Linked DNA regions of Homo sapiens: region 1 is linked to region 2. The links are chromatin loops, found by intact Hi-C in ENCODE. Cell type or tissue: Calu3. All regions are shown on one strand. Each heading gives the region's core, and the rest is flanking DNA. Links, peaks and the distances in the headings are about the cores only. Region 1 overlaps XK (X-linked Kx blood group antigen, Kell and VPS13A binding protein). Region 2 has its middle 63 kb from the start of LANCL3.

Region 1 (8,599 bases), core at 104-8,103, 230 kb before region 2:
GTGAAGCTGAGGGATGAGAGCCTTCCATGGTGCCCCTGTGTAGAACTGCCCAGTCCAGGCCCTTGGAAGAGGCCATGGTGTGGCTCCTGGGCCGCAGCTCACAGTAGACCAACCCAAGCCAAGGCCTGGAAGCAAGCAGAGGACAGGCCCTGACAGCTGAAGAGCTCAGCAGCAGAGTCCAGCAGAACTCAGAGGAACCCATGTGAGCAAACTCGGGCCTGACCCAGCCCTGGGCCCAGCCTCAGGCCAGTAGGTCCTGGTACCCCTCTGCCAGGAGGTGGCACGCAGTGTCTCTCCCATACACCTGGGTGCTGCCATCTCAGGGAAGGAGAAGGGCAGGGGAGGCATCCTGAAAAATAGAGTGCTTAATTCATAGACGTGCAGTCACTCCAAAGAGACAGACGCACCTGGTGAGCAGAGATGGGGACACTGGGCTTAGCAAGGCTGGTTCCTCACCCCCCACCTTTTTTGGTACCCAATTCGGGCAGGAAATCACAAGGAAGTTCAAATCCATCTAGGATATAAAGAAGCTACATTTACTTGAACATCTGAACACAGTGTGAGGAAATCAGTGATTCTGTTACTTTTAGATACTTATATCTGATGACTGATTGACTGTTGTAAGCCCCAGACACCTACTTTTGCTTATAAAGAAAGATTTCTGGAATACTGGAGAGCCCAGATGCAAACCCTGATGCTTGGGTCCCATGCCCAGAGATACTGATTTAATTGGCCTGAGGTGTGGCCTGGCAGCAGCATTTTCAACGACCCCATCATCTCCAGGTGATTCCAATGGGAAGCCATGTTTGGAAACCACTTAATAGAAAACATCTAGGCCAGGCATGGTGGCTCACGCCTGTAATCCCTGCACTTTGGGAGGCTGAGGTGGGCGGATCATTTGAGGTAAGGAGATCGAGACCAGCCTGGCCAACATGGTGAAACCCCTGTGTCTACTAAAAATACAAAACAAATTAACAGGGTGTGGTGGCAGGCGCCTGTAGTCCCAGCTTCTTAGGGGGTTGAGGCAGGAGAATCACTTGAACCCGGGAAGTGGAGGTTGCAGTGAGCTGAGATCGAGCCACTGCACTGCAGCCTGGGCAACAGAGCAAGACTCTGTCTCAAAAAAAAAAAAAAAAGAAGAAGAAGAAGAAGAAAGAAAAGAAAAAGAAAACATCTCCTCATTGCTCAGGACACTCTCTGAGCACATAAATAATACATTAGAGTGAGACATCCTTGTTTTTATTGTAAACACACTTTTCCTGACATGAAAAAAGGGAAATGCCATCCAAGGAACAGATCTTGGCTAATCTGGCATTTTTCTGGTGTACACTTAGTGTACATATCTGTAAAATGTCTTGTCCACTGTAACACAAACCAGATATGGGAGCTACAGGGGAAATTTTAAATTTCTTAGTAACCACAGTAAAAAAAAGTAGAAAGAAGTGAAATTAATTTTAATAGTATCTTTCATTTAGCCTCATATATCCAAAATATTATCTTTTCAACATGGTATCAAATGTAGAAATTATTAAGATATTTTGAATTTTTATACTAAATCTTCAAAATCTCATGTGGGTTTTACACTTAGAGCTCATTTCAATTTGGAATAACCACATCCCACTTGCTCAGTAGTCACATGTGGCTAGTTGCTGCCATACTGGACATTGCTGGTGTTAATATTGTGGAATTAGTATTAGATGTTGAACTGAGTGCTTTTAAAGAGATGGCATTCTAGCATCAAATTTATTTTCCTTTGGAAATATGCAAATGATACCAGGGCTCCAAGAACATAATATTTGTTTTCTCCTATTACCCCAACGCTCTGTCTGGATATAAATTGTCCTGCTGTACCCTGTTAGCTCTTTAGGGCTTAATAGAAAGCTTGCTTTTCTTTTTCCTTCGGAACCAGTTCTCCAGAGAAAGTACACAATAAATTCAGTTTGAGGGGTGGGAAATGAAATGTAAAGCAATACCAAAGAATTCTAAGACCTAGAAAATAAGGTCAACATTCAGGCAGAAGGATTAGGACTTTTTCTCTGTAACTCACGGTACTGGAGGAAATGTGTGACCCTGGCGGCTGAAAAAGACCACTTTGCCTCCTTCCGGAACTCTTGGGACCTTCTCCATCTTTCAAGAAGGAGAAGCTCAGATTCAGTTTTGTATACGTGATACCTGGAGGTCAGGTTACTATGCTTCAATAATGTGAAGACAAGCGTGAAGATGGAGGAACAGGTTGAAGGTGACAGGAAAGATGGAAAGCCTCTGGGGCCCAAGGATAGTTTGCCTGCCAGAATCTAGAATCACCTCTTTCCAAACTGCTTGTTAATATAGATAACAAAATCCTATTGTTTAAGCCACTTTTAACCAGGTGTTCTACAAATTGTAGCTGAAAGCACCCTGATATTATTTATAATAAGGCTAAGGAAGTAAACTGGGAGGTGAATTGAAGACTGTAGAAATCATATTATTTTGATGGATATTATGATAGTAATATACATTTAGTAATAATTTGAAACGATAGAAGCATTTCACCTTGATTACATACTTCCTGTGAAGGTAGATAATGTACTTTTTTAAGGTAGGACATTTACAGTACACTTTTAAAATAAACATATTTCCTGATCTCTTGAATCAAGCTGTAAATGAGAGAAGCCGCATGATGTGTGGGTGATCTATCCTCATTTTAAAAGGAAAAGACTATACCATAAGTCCATAGGAGAAAATATTTCAGCAGAAAAAAAAAAACTTCCCAGGGTAATAGATCCCAATAACCTCAATTACAAAAGACATACTTTAAGGTCACCCTCCACATAACAGTGGTTGAATTTTTAATATTTGTTCATGGTGGGAGCTGGGAGAAAAATGACAAAATTACTTTGACTACAGTGACACTTCTAATCAGTCCTGTCCTATCACTCACAACAGCATTCCCATTGGTTTGAAAAAGAATTGCACAAGTGTGTGCCAGATATCTGTAGTAGTGGAGAGGATCACAATACCTCTGATTCTTGGAGGCCTGCAGCCCTACAGCCAGGCACCATTTTTCTAGAAAATTCTGCCAATCCAATTAAGAAGGTCACCTTGTTAGGGGAAGATGACAAAAGGGAATCATTCTCCTCCCTGCTAGGGTGGCGGTGGGTGTGGTGTTGCAGCACCACTCCAAAATAGAATTTCAAAATCCTGTTTTATTTCTTGAGTGCTATCACCCCTGAAAACCTAACTCATTAACTGTAGAGTTTAGGTAATTAAGATAGGAAGCAAACTGATAAGAAATTAAACCAGTATGCATAATGTATATGTCTAAGGGAGATGGTATTTCCACGGCTTTAGGAAGCAGGCTAATCAGGTTTCAATCAGGAACTCATCATTCAGAGATAGAAAATTAATTCAGGATAGGAGGCAGGGAGGGAGTGAAAGCACAGGCAGAACCTCAAAATTGATTTAGCTAAATCTATCCTTCTTGGGAGGAGGCAAACCCTCCACTCCCTCACACAAAGGTGCATGCTACAGCAGAGTCTGAGTGTTAAGTTTTCTGATAACCTGCAGCAGAGAGACACGGCTGCATGCTGCTGTAACACTCTTTAAAGATGCTCTGGATTCTAAAACCTGCTTAAACCAAGTATTCTAGATCTCCTTGGCCTAATAATTTCCAGAGAAACAACCATGCAGAGAGGGTGATAAGATGTTAGGTCATTCCCTAGAGCAGGCTTCTGTGGCAGACTCAACTTCTTAGCATATTTGGGGTCTACTCTGACAGGGTGTGTGTGTGTGTGTGTGTGTGTTTGTGTGTGTGTGTGTGTGTGTGTGTGTGTGTGTGTGTGTGTGTGTTGGGAAAGGAGAGATTGGGATGCTTCTGAATTTCCAGCTCTGTACAAATCTCTGCTGCTATAAAGTGCCTTTCCCTGAAAAAGAGGAAATGCTCAAAATGTTATTCATTTAATTAAAATGTATAGTTGAGATTTCTGAGCTCTTTCCCAGTTGGAGAGATGTTCATAGAAAATATAGTCTCCTGGAAGAGGGACACCCAGAGAAATATGGTCATAGCAGAATAATATCTACTTAACTCACCTCATTCCTAATCTTTTAAAATTTGGGCCCAAACACTGTAAAATAGAGTTATAACAGCAGGGCAGAGGATGGGAGTGAACTACAGATTCAAATATTAAACAGCAAACACTTGAAGCCTAAAAAGGATGTTCATGAAAAAGAATTACCCAGCTTGCCAATAAACATCTCAAATTTCCAGTTTTTAAGCTATTAGTTAGTACTGATAGCATCTACATATTTTCTTCAAATAACTTCAACGTCTGCTGTAGATCTCCCATTATTCATAGAAAAGTTAAAACTTACTCATAGTTTTAAATAAAGACAACCCCACAGAAGAGAACTGAGTTGATTCACATGGTTTTCACAAGCTTTGTGAAAGCAAATAAAGTGACTGGCACAATTGTTAACTGGAGTATGGATATTAGATTAGATATTAGTATTGTGTCAATATTAAATTTCCTGAATTTGATAACTATAGTGTGGCTCTGTAAGAGAATACCTTTATTCACAGGAAAAACACATCATAGTATTTAGGAATAAAGGGGTGTAACGTTGGCAGTGTAATCTCAAAGGGTTTACAAGAAAGAGAGAGAAAGTGACAATGATAACGGGCATGGAAAAATATTAATAATAGGTGAGTCTGGGTAAAGGGTATAAAGAAATTCCTTGCACTATTCTTCAGGCTTTTCTATTAGTTTAAAATTATTTCAAAATAAAACATTAACAAACACCAAATTAAATAATTTTATATTGACCTACTTGAATGCTATAATTGTTAATACTCAGTTTTTTTTAACATGAAAATATTTATTTTAAAAGACTTCTGCACAGCAAAGGAAAAACATCTACAGATTGGAGAAAATATTTGCAAACCATATATCTGAAAATCTCCAAAACATGTAAGAAACTCCTACAACTCAATAAAAGAAAGCGTTTAATAACCCAATTAAAAGATGGGCAAAGGACTGGAATAGACCTTTTTCCAAAGAGAACATACAAATGGAAAACTGGTATATGAAAAGGTGCTCAACATCCCCAATCATCAGGAAACTAGAAATTAAAACCACAGTGAAATATCACCTCACACCTGTTAGGATGGCTACTATCCAAAAAAACAAAAAATTAAATGTAAGTAAGGATTTGGAGAAATTAGAACACTTGTATACTGTTGATAGGAATGTAAAATAGTACAGCCAATATGGGCAACAGTATGAAGGCTCCTCAAAAAATTAAAAAAATAAAACTTCCGTATGATCCAACAGCCCCACTTCTGGGTATGTATCCAAAATAACTGAAATCAGGATCTTGAAGAGATATCTGCACTCCAGTGTTCATTGAACCATTATTCACAATAGCCAAGATATGAAAATAACCTAAATGTCCATTGATAGATAAATGGATAAAGAATATATGGCATATTCCTAAATACTACTCAGCCTTAAAAAAAGGATACCTTGCCATTTGTGACAACATGGAAGAATCTGGAGGATATTATGCTAAGTGAAATAAGCTAGACACAGAAGGACAAATACTACATGATTCCACCTAGATGGGGTGTCTAAAATAGCAAAACTCATAGAAGCAGAGGATAGAATGGCAATTGCCAGGGCCTGGGGGGTAGGGGAAATGGGAAGTTGTTGTTCAATGGATATAAAGTTTCAGTTACGTTAGATGAGTAAGTTATAGAGATCTGTTGTACAACATAGTACTTATAGTTGTCGATAGTGTATTGTGAATTTAAAATATTAAGAGCATAGATCTCATGTTAAGTGTCTTACAAAGACAAAACAAAACAAAAACAAAGAGGGACAAGGAAATTTTTAGAAGTGATGAATATGTCTATTACCTTGATTGTGGTGATGGTTTCATGAGTGTTTGCATATGTACACATTCATCAAATTGTATACATTAAATATGTGCAGTTTTTTGTATGTCAATTGTGCCTCAATAAAGCTGTTTTTAAAGAGATTTATCCTATAGCTAAGTCTTTGCAAATTCCAAGGCCACCTTCAGAAGCAAAGGAATTATTGAAACAGTCCATGTCTCTCTCATGCTCTGAAATGATCCCTTTAATGACTGATGTTTTTCCCAACCATTTACATTTGATTATGTATGTTAATACCAAGCCATTTCTTTGGTGTTTTATATTTCTGAATCAGTATATATTTATGTTTGTCTAGAAGAGATGTGTATTGCCTCTCTTTTTTGTATTGTGCATGGCAACTGATGGACAACTGAACAGAATCTTAGTATCCAGCAGTGTAATTTTAACAAGTGGAGTAAATGTCTATAAAACAATCAGAGAGGTTTTCATGGACTGTTGTTGTTCTGCAAGGCTGAATCTTAGCACTCTCAAATTTCTCAGCCTACAGAAGTAATTTCCAGGTGAGTTTATAAAACTATAATCAGTTACAATGAAACAATTTTAAAATTTCTGTTTTAAAAATAGTCCCTGAAGTAAAAAGGCCATGTAAGAATTGTATAAAGAATGAAATACAAGGAGAAATTGAAAAATTAATTTATTATATGAAGAAACAGGACAATATTTATTAGCATCAACGACTGCAGAGAAGCAGTCAACGAAAGCTCATATCCACAATGCATTGACTGGTAAGTACTGGCACATACACTCATAACCATAGCACTAATGTTTTAAGGTGGTTTCCAAAGAAATGCTGTATTTGACAATCAATTTTAATATATATTTTCCCATTTACAAGGCTGAAAAGATTAAACTCACATCCAAATAATGCCTTGAATCAGCATTCAAGTTGTAAAGCACAATTATCAAAAGATGTTGCTATATCCTTTATCGAAAACTATACTAAAATGATAAATTCATTTGCCACCAGAAAGTACTTTCTCAGATTCAGTGGGTCTTTTTCTTCCAAGTGCCATGTGTTTGGGTGCTATTTTTGTAAGCAACTAGTGGTAAGAGAAAGGGCACCTGTCGAGAAGACCAAAGATTCGCATATCCACTCAGGAACTCATATGAATGACACTACTTATTTCTTTTCAAACAGTAAAAAAATAAAAATAACCTGCTTATGGATTTGAATAACTATAATAACTCTATAAATATGCATAGCACTTAAAAACATTTTCAAAGCATTTTCACATCTATTATTTAATTTGATCTTTCTGATAACCTTGTGAGGTAGGTTGGAAAAGGGTATTATGGGGAAACTGAGGCATAGAGCAATTAAGTTGTAGTGCTGGACAGGGAAGTGCCAATCTCTACACTGGGCTGTCTCCAGCAATGAGAGGAAGTCTAAACATGTTTGATGAACTTACTTCAATATATTTTGAAGACATACTTCACCCCCATCCAGCCAAATGATAGCAATTCAGTTGGAGCAACTATCCTGACAAGTTATGGGATGTAATTAATTAGACAAAGCACCAAGAAATTTAAAAATTGAAATTATAACTGAAAAACACATTTTAACTCCAAACACATGAGAAAAGTTGCTGGTTTGTTTTATGCCAATAGGACAACCTAGCTCTGCAGTGTGAACTGTAATTTTGCCAATTCAGTAATATAAATAATTTAAAAACAAAAATTATCAGTTCACCATGGCTTATGTTTTCACCACACAGAAAGAAAGTACTGACACCCCTTCCTGAAAGTGAATGGACATACATGTGCCCAAAGCTGGGATACCTGTATATTAAGGGTTAAAACTGACAAAATACCCAAATGAGTTACCAAATCTCTGTCCTTATAAATGTGTGAAGTGGGCTTTGGGTGTCGGACAAACCAGCACTGTTAGTTTGGTTTGGGATCACTCAAGTTGCTCACCTATCTTCTAAATTAAAGTGATTTAGAATGTATTTGAAGGTTAAGATTTTGTAATGGTTTTTGAGACAAGCTTCCAAACCAAGGCTGGAAAAAACCAGTCTCTCCATCCTTGTCTAATTCCTAACATGCCTAGTCAGTGGGAGGCTGGTGGCTACTCCCACACCTCACTCCCAAGGCCTGAGCTGAAGGCATTTCAGGTGAAAAGGGAGCGCTATTGCCCCTACCATTTGCCACTGCAGAGCCTCAAGGCAAGAATCTCTTTCTCACAAAAAGCTTGAAAATATTTGGTGTCAATGAACACAAGTAACTGGTGTGATACAAATATACACTTGGAATGACTAAAGAATGGCCTTACAGCTCTCCTAATCATTATAGAGCCCTTTTGTTAATTAGGAAGAAACAAAAAATGATGTATTAACATGGTAGCTTTATTTTATTCAAAGTCATATATTTTCAAGGGTGTTTTATGTAATACGATTGTGTATCTATGCACATATGTGATTACATGAAGAGTGCATGGAAGTATATGTTGTATGAAGTATTATTTTGATTATATATGCTCACTATTTTAGGCCTATTAAGAATAGTGCAAGTGGTAAGTGATGTGTTGGGATGGAGAACATAGTCTTGAGTGTTATTCTTATTTGGTTAAAAATAGACAAAAAATGATCTACTGCCTGGACACCCCCACAAAGTTAAACCACAAATATTGATAAATCAAAAACATTTCAAATGAGAAAAACCAAAATT
Region 2 (8,599 bases), core at 396-8,395:
ATTTCTTTTCTGCTTTGACTAGCCAGGGTCAAATTTTGTGGTTAGGGAGCTTTGACCGGTACAGAGATTAGAAAAATTGTTAGATCATAGATCATCATAGCCTGAAAAAGATAAGGCCCATACAGGGGGAGAAGAGCATATGGAGAGGAGAGATATTACATATATTCAGGCTGAGTAAGAACCATAAATCTAGGGTGACTATAAAATGTGTTACTTGTGAGTGTAGGGGAAGGTGTGGCAAATCTAGTGAGTATTTGAGAAAAAGACAATGAATTAATTGTGGGACTTGTTGAGTATGAGTGTTCTGGGTACACCCAGAGGGAGATGTTTCATAGGTGGCTGTTCAAGTGTCATGGTCAAGATAAGCCATCTAGAACACACACACACGCACACACACACACACACACATACAGAGAGAGAGAGAGAGAGAGAAACTGGCCACTGGGGGTGGCTAGGCTCAGGGGGAAATAAACACAGAGCAAGAGTTGAAGAGGCCAAAAGCAGAATCCAAGAGGATTATTAAATCTATGTAGTTCTCTATAGATAAATATTTGGCAAACCAAGAGAGGACAGGAAAACCAAGGAAAGAAGGACTAACCAACACAATTAAATGGCTCCAGAGTGATCAAGCAGGGCAAAGGCTGAAAAGAGACCAGTGTTGATGTTAACTAGTAAGTCAGTGATGACCTTTCAGAGGAGGGTTTTATGGAGTTCCTTAAAATATAAAACAATGTATCCTTCCTTCTGTGTCTAGTAAATACATCACCTCATCAACTAGATCCCCTTACAACCTTGTGTTTGTAACTGTTCCCTCTCTGTTGGCTCCTATGCAGCAAAGAAGCATAACTAAAGTACTCTCTTCTCTCTTCTCCACCTGTGGAACTCCAATTCATCCTTCAAGAGTCAATGTCACCTCCACAGCAGGTGTTTCCTGACTCCTCAGGTGAGAATTAGATCCCGTTTCTCTCCTGGAGTCGCATAGCACTTTGTGTTTATTTCTTTTGTAGATCATACTGAAATATATTGGAGGCATCTATTTGTATGTCTGTCCGACTGTGACCAGAATCTGTGTCCTAGTCACCTTGTATTCCTAGTGTCAAGCATAACGTGTGGAACACATGACAGAACCTAATATAAATTGCGGAAAGAATGGCTATTTGGCTGAAAAGAAATAACTGCATGAATGCTCCCTTCCTAAAAATGTTTACCTTAAGTCAATTTCTTGATTTATAGTTCTGAATACATGTTTCAAATTGGAACTTCTGATTTTCAGTATACTTCATACAATAATTAAACATTTGGGAGGAAAACACTCATGCACAGAGAAGTATCCCAAGGGAAAAAAATAAATATCCTTGGTGCATGTGGTACAGTTAATATATCATTACAATAGATTATAAACCAAAACCAACATTATAAAACACAAAATTTGAAATAGATATAAAAGGGAAGAAGTCTATTTCTCCTCATGCCAGGAAGTAGCTTTGCATATTAATAAAATTTAAATGCCTCACAGACAGAAAAATGATGGGAATAGATTGTAATAACTTGAAAACGAGCACACTTTAAACAGCCTCTGTGATGAATACGTGATTATGAAGAATCCGTCAAAAAGGCTAGTCAGGCATTGTTCCACTCTGATGCTTCCAGAAGCAGGATGACTGATGTCCCTCAATTAAAAAAAGGCACAGCAAGAGACAGGCTAAACTGAAGACACAAAGGCAAGAGGTTGAATTGCTGAAATATACAAAGATGTTAGTCTGAAAGGAAACAATTGAAATTCTAGTAAGTGTGAGTGTTCCCTATGTGTCTAAAATATTACAAATATCCAAATCATTCTAGAATATTAATGGAGAGTGAGAAAAAATAAAAGGAAAAATATAAAGACACGTAGATGCATAAAGAAAGGTGAAAAGTTTAGAATATTTGGTAGCTTTAGGTGAATTCAGGGTTGCAGCAAGTTACCATAAACATGGATTGGCAAAGACTTTCTATAAAGAATGAGATAGTAAATGTTTTAGGCTTTGCAGCTACTGCAAAAGACCTCTGTCTCAACTACAAACTCTCCTGCTGGAGTGAAAAAGTAGCCACAAGCAGTAGGTAATTGAATGCGGTGGCTGTGTTCTAATAAAACTATATTTACCAAAAAAGTGGGGGCCAGATTAGGATTGCTGGCTGTAGTTTGCCAGCCCATGCTATACAACAAACCAGTTTGTGATAAACAACAAAATAGATAAAAGCTAGTGTGTGTGTGAGACAGAGATCAATTATTGTTGAGTCAGTAATTGTTGATGTTACAGTAAGTTTTTATCGTATTTGGTCTAGTACTGACATGAGGGTATAGCTGAGCACATTGATTTAAACAGCCTCCGTGATGAATATGTGATTATGAAGAATCTGTCAAAAAGGCTAGTCAGGCATTGTTCAATGTTTTCAGCCCCAAACATCCTAGCCACCCCATTCAATTACCTACTGTTTGTCGTTACTTTTTCACTCCAGCAGGAGAGTTTGTAGTTGAGACAGAGGTCTTTTGCAGTAGCTGCAAAGCCTAAAACATTTACTATCTCATTCTTTATAGAAAGTCTTTGCCAATCCATGTTTATGGTAACTTGCCGCAACCCTGAATTCACCTAAAGCTACCAAATATTCTAAACTTTTCACCTTTCTTTAGCATCTATTTGTCTTTCTATTTTTCCTTTTATTTTTTCTCACTCTCCATAGCTGAGCACATTGATTAAGTCCAGGCATTAGTATTATTTTCAGGTTATCTAGGTGATTTCAAGGTGCAGCCATATTTGGCAATCAGGGTGCTAAAGAGTGCTTCTCAAATTCCAGTGTGCAAATTGATCACCGAGAGTCTTGTTAAAATGTAGATGCTCATTCCGTAGCCCTGGGGTGTGGCTTGAAATTTTGCATTGCTAGCAAGTTCTCAGTTTAGATTGATACTGCTGGTCCACAGACCATATTTTGAGCAGCCAGATGCTAGTGCTGGTTTTCAATGCCTGGCATGCCCAGGCCCTGCGCCAGAGGCTTATGTATTTGGTCTGGGATGCTGCCTGGACATTGAGATTTTCAAAAGCTCTGCAGGTGATTTGGATGTGCAGCAAAGCTTGAGAGCCTCTATGCCAAAGCTCATGATGATATGTGGATTTTACTTATGTTGTCAGTGGCCCTAATGTGTTCTCTTTTTCTCATTCTCCCCCCAGTGCCCACCTAGCCATTCCTCTCCTTTTCAGCTCCAAACATCCAGACAAAGGTGGGGATCAGGGTGAGCACTTCATCCTGTTGCTCTTGTCCATCTCTGAAGAGTGGGAGGAAGTTCAGGATGGAAACAGGAGACTCAGGCAACCTGGGTTTGGGAAGAACAAGAACAGTGTTCTAGGAGTGAATTCAAGGGAAAGCTGGTTGAGATAGAATGGGCGGGGGCGGGGAATAGCACGGAAAGTTGTCACAGGACAACCTTCCTCCTGTCTTGGGACTGAGGTGTGGGGGGTAAGGAAAACAGCCATGTACCCTTCTGAGTCCTGGAGACACCTGACAACCAAACTATCTTCTAAGGTTTTTTCCTTCTCAGTATGCAGGGCAACTGGTTACTAGACATGCAAGAGAGACCCCCAGTGGCAACGTGTAGAAGTGAAGTATTTTCCCAAAGCATAAAGACCACAAAGAAACATAAGGGTAGAGGATGATGGCTTCCAGCCCATTGTTTTTATCAAACTAATGCAAGGACAGAAAATCAAATACCACATGTTCTCACTTATAATTGGGAGCTAAATGATGAGAACACGTGGACTCAAAGAAGGAAACAACAGACACTGGGGCCTACCTGAGTGTGGAGGGTGGGAAGAGGGAGAGGAACAAAAAAATAACTATTGGGTACACGGTTTAGTACCTGGATGATGAAATAATCTATTCAACAACCCCCCATGACAGCAGTTTACCTATATAAAAACCTGCACTTGTTCTCTTGAACCTAAATAAAAGTTAAAAGAGTAGAGGATGATAATGGTGATAAATCATGAGTACCACATTGTAAACATACACTGTGCCAGGCATTACTCTAAGTGATTTACATATATTAACTCATTTAATCTCAACAACCCAATGGGGTTAATGCTTTTATTATCCCTATATTACATATGGAGAAACTGAGGCACAGAAAAGTTGAACAAATTACTCAAGTTTACCCAAAATGAGAGGCTAAGATTGGATTTGAACCCAGGCAATCTGAGGTTAAGAAAACACTACACCAAATTTTCTCTCCAAAACAAAAAATTAAGAAGTCCCCTCAGTCAACTTAAAGTTTGAAACACTCAAAACTTAATGCTTGCTCGTTCTTTCTCATATCCACAGGAGAACGGTCAAGGGACATATATATTTCAATAGGTAATAGCTGAGACAAAGTCAGAGAATTCAGAAGTCCTTACAGTAGGCAGCGAAAGAGATGCAGTGAGAAGACCAAGTTTGACAAAGATGTGTAAAAAGGCGAAAGCATTTTCTGTAAACTGAACTCAAAGTGCCAGAATCCTAATTTTTAAGAAAAGTGTTACAGTGCACTCATACGGAAATGTGGAAGACAATTGTTGCACAGCGAAACTTGTTCGTATCTTAATAAATGCTTATATGGTTTGACTGTGTCCCCACCCAAATCTCATCTTGAATTGTACTCCCATAATTCCCATGTTTTGTGGAAGGGACCCATTGGGAGATAATTGAATCATGGGGGCAGTTTCTCCCATACTGTCCTACTGGTGGTGAATGAGTCTCACAAGATCTGATAGTTTGATAAGGGGAAACCCCTTGGCTCTCCTTCTCTTCTCTTGTCTGCCGCCATGTGAGACATGACTTTCACCTTCCACGATGATTGTGAGGGTTCCCCAGCCATGTGGAACTGTAAGTTCAATAAACCTCTTGCTTTTATAAACTGTCCAATCTTTGGTATGTCTTTATCAGCAGCCTGAAAAATGGACTAATACAATGCTCAAAACAATTTGCTAGCTTTGAAATGATGCAAGCTACCCATGTGTCTTTGACTAAAGCATAGAGTCTGTAAATTTTTGACTTTTACCTTTGTAACCCACAGAAGAAAGAAGACTTTTTTGTTTCTTATTTCTTTGTAACTTTCTTTTGTGGCACAGAAGATAGATGTTTGAAGTATTTTTCCTCAGACATGGGCAACGTTAGAGTTTACATGGATGGAGGTTTCCTTCGGTCAAATAGAGAGTGGACTGAGAGAGGAGAAGAGTTTTTAAAGGGGAACAAGAAAAAAGAAAACATAGAGAAACAAGTGTATCATTTCCATATGAAATATTCTTTATACTAGGAAATAATATCTTTCTATCCAGAGCCATGAAGAAAATGTAAAAGGTGAACTTTTCTCTATATCTTGAAAGGAGAATCCAGAGGCCACACTGAGCTTCTCAGGAACAGGATGATTTTGAGGTAAGCTTGGGGCAGACATTGGGAATAAGGTAATAAACTTGGGGCAGATAAAGGTCAAGGTGGGACCAGCAACTCTCTGGGTGTTCAAACACCTCAACCATCTTCTAAATGTTAGCTGCCCTGCACTTTGGACTAGATTTCTCATACTCTCCCTTATAGTCTCCTTCTGGTGAGCTCATCCAATCACATGACTTCAATACCATCTATAAAAAGTCCCCCGTATGTCTACTTCCAAATGTGACATTTTTGCAGCTCCTTGATTCACATTTCCACTTGGACGTCTAATAAAAATCTGATTTTACATGGCATACATTCCCCGCTCCTCCACCCCGGGGACACATGCAACCATCCCCAGGGGGATAATAACACCATCATCAATCCAGGTGTTCAAGTCCAAACTTCAGAACTTACATTGTATTCCCCCTCTCCCATTCCTCACCTCCTGTCCATGAGCAAAGTTTGTGTCTCCTTGTCAAAAACCCATATGGAACTGGTCGACCTCTCTTCATTTCCTCAGCCACCATCACAGCTGAAGCTGCACTAGTCTCCTAACTGGAACAGCTATACTGGCTCTACCTGGTCTGCACCTTCAACTCTCTGCCACCCCTCTACATTCTTCAAAGCAGTCACTGCCTTGACATTTTGGGGGCATTTATTCTACTTTATATTCAATATCACAAATTTGACCTTCAGTTTTGACCTTATGTTTTTCAGTCCTTTTGAGCTGTTTTTTTTTTTTAAACCAGCTTTAATGGAAGAAATGGTACAATTGAAGGAAAAACCATGAATGGAGAATTCGTAAGGGTAATATACAGGAAATCACCCCCTATCTGTGGGGAAGGCAGCCTAAGGCTCAGTCCCATTATCCGTGTCACTCAGGGTGAGCTTGCCAAAGAGGTACTATGCGATACTGTCCGCGAGAGCCCCCATCTTGAAGCCCAGAAGCAAGAATCCTTAGCACTTGCATATTTTGTTTTTTGTTTGTTTGTTTGTTTTTTCAGATGGAGTTTCGCTCTTGTTGTCCAGGCTGGAGTGCAATGGCGGGATCTCCCCTCACCACAACCTCCGCGTCCCAGATTCACGCGATTTTCCTGCCTCAGCCTCCCGAGTAGCTGGGATTACAGGCATGCACCACCATGCCCGGCTAATTTTGTATTTTTAGTAGAGACGGAGTTTCTCCATGTTGGTCAGGCTGGTCTCAAACTCCCGACCTCAGATGATCCACCCGCCTCAGCCTCCCATGTGCTGGGATTACAGGCGTGAGCCACAGCACCCGGCAACCACTAGGATGAATTCCATACCATGCTTTACACCTTACCATGTTTACGCACCCACAGATACCATGGCCCAAGACTGCACACCCCACCCGACCTCACCCACCCCACACCTCACCCCACCCTACCCCACCCCACCTCACCCCATCCAATCCCACATGCCCTCAAAGTTTATAAGGGGAAGACTAATGTATTTTCCAGCGGCCCATAAAATACCTTTCCCCTCCACCCCCGCAGATCCTGAGCTGCATGCAGATGGGGCAGGGCTGAATGGAAAGACTGCTGGATACCTACTTTAAACCTGCATGGGGATGTGCCCTGATTCCTAAAAGGTGAGAGTGTTGCAGATATGCATCAGCTGGACACCTTTATTGCTTTGAGAACAGATAACTTTATTGCCAACAACAGTAAAACTGAGAGGAGAAAACTGAAGAGAATGTTCTGAAAGGACAACATGGACGCCCCGCGTGGTGGCGCGAGCAGGGGAAGGCACCCCGTGGCTGCGGGACCTGTCTGGGCTCTGGTGTGTTTCTGGCTGCGGCCCAGGGTGAGCTTGTTAAAGAGGTACTCTGCCAGGCCTGCTTCCGGGGCCCCCATCTTGCACAGGTTGCTCAGGTAGCCACCAATCTCTTTGATGGTCTTGGCCTGCTGGTTCAGGAAGTGGTTCTCCAGGAAGTCACAGAGGTGGGGTCGTCGTTCTCCTTGGCCAGCTGGTGCAGCTCCAGGAGGCTCTGGTTGACGTTCTTCTCCAGGTAGAAGGCGCAGTCCATGGCCTGGAGCCCGCTCTCCCAGCCTTGGCACTCTGGCTTCCTGATGTCGCGAAGGTAGATGCGGCCACCGCGCAGGTTCTGCAGGCTCATCAGCTCCTGGGCGTGCTCCCTCTTCTCGTGCCACTGGTGCAAGAAATAGCGGCTGAAGCTCTCCAGGGCCACGTCGTCCCGGTCGAAGAAGAAGGCCATGGACAGGTACACATAGGAGGCGTGGAGCTCCAGGGTGACCTTGATGTTGATGGCGACCTCGCAGCTGAGATGGTTGTTCTGGTGCACCTGCGACAGCGGGCCCAGGGCGGGCAGTGCGGGCGCGAGGAGCAGGCAGGGTAAAGCGGTGTGGTCGCTAGGGTCCCGAAGCGGGCGGCGGCATCGGCATCGGCAGTGGCGGCCGCGGCGGGTGCCTCTGAGCACAACATGGTGGACGACGGAGGCGACCAGTGGAGGGCAGGGTCCTCGGGACCAGGCGGTGGTGGTTGCCACAGGGTCTGCGAAGGGACCGGAAGTGGGCTGTGGGGACCCGTATGGGTGGAGGGGCGCGCGCCGTCGGGTGGATGGTGGTGGTGGCGAGGGGGGGCACACTGAGTTCCGTGGGCAGCCCAGGGAACTAGGCACTGTCAGTCCACTGCGTGATGTCAATTCTGCAGTAACTTTTCTAGTGTCCAAGGACTTTTTCGTCTGCCCCCTGATTATTCCCCTCTATGACAGCTTGTTCTCATTTTATAAACCTCTTGTCTTTCTTAAACTCTGAGAGTATGTTCTGGTAACGTTTTTTTCTGTTTCCTGTATTATATCCTCTTTTTCCCTCCTCCAGAATTAGTTCTATTTGTGCATCTTCCTCACTTTCCTTAAATATCTGGAAAACGTTTGTCCATTCATGATTGGAATCAAGGACTGGGTTAGCCTCGGTGATGAGCATGGATCGAATGCACAGCTGTGAGTCTGGGTGACCAATAGGATTCTCCCATGAACAGGAGGGTGGAGTGTGTCAATTAGGGAGTGCTCATCTCCTTTGGAGATAAAGGTATAGAGCTCCCAGGCAGAGTAGGAACTATTCTAAATGCCCAAAGCATGGCATTTCTCTGGCACTGGAATATGTTAGTGGATCTGTCTTCT

Evidence for each region. Hi-C counts contacts between places; a loop is a spot of excess contacts. Peaks named below come from ENCODE experiments on the same cell type or tissue, not always from the same donor. Only the 100,000 strongest peaks of a DNase experiment are listed, where the experiment ranks them.
Region 1: a loop joins it to region 2, with 2.8 times the contacts of the local background. A loop is called at or near these places in 6 of 110 quality-filtered maps.

Annotation. Positions count from the first base shown.
Region 1 is chrX:37,730,073-37,738,671 of GRCh38, reverse strand. XK (X-linked Kx blood group antigen, Kell and VPS13A binding protein) reads right to left here. Exons shown (of 3, transcript NM_021083.4): 3 at 6,542-8,599. Among named protein-coding and RNA genes, the nearest start is that of CYBB, 46 kb to the left of the region's middle. In Calu3, for the core only: no CTCF peak of the experiment used is centred there; no DNase peak of the experiment used is centred there.
Region 2 is chrX:37,504,503-37,513,101 of GRCh38, reverse strand. It overlaps the pseudogene FTH1P27. Among named protein-coding and RNA genes, the nearest start is that of LANCL3, 63 kb to the left of the region's middle. In Calu3, for the core only: no CTCF peak of the experiment used is centred there; a DNase peak (open chromatin) is centred at 3,601.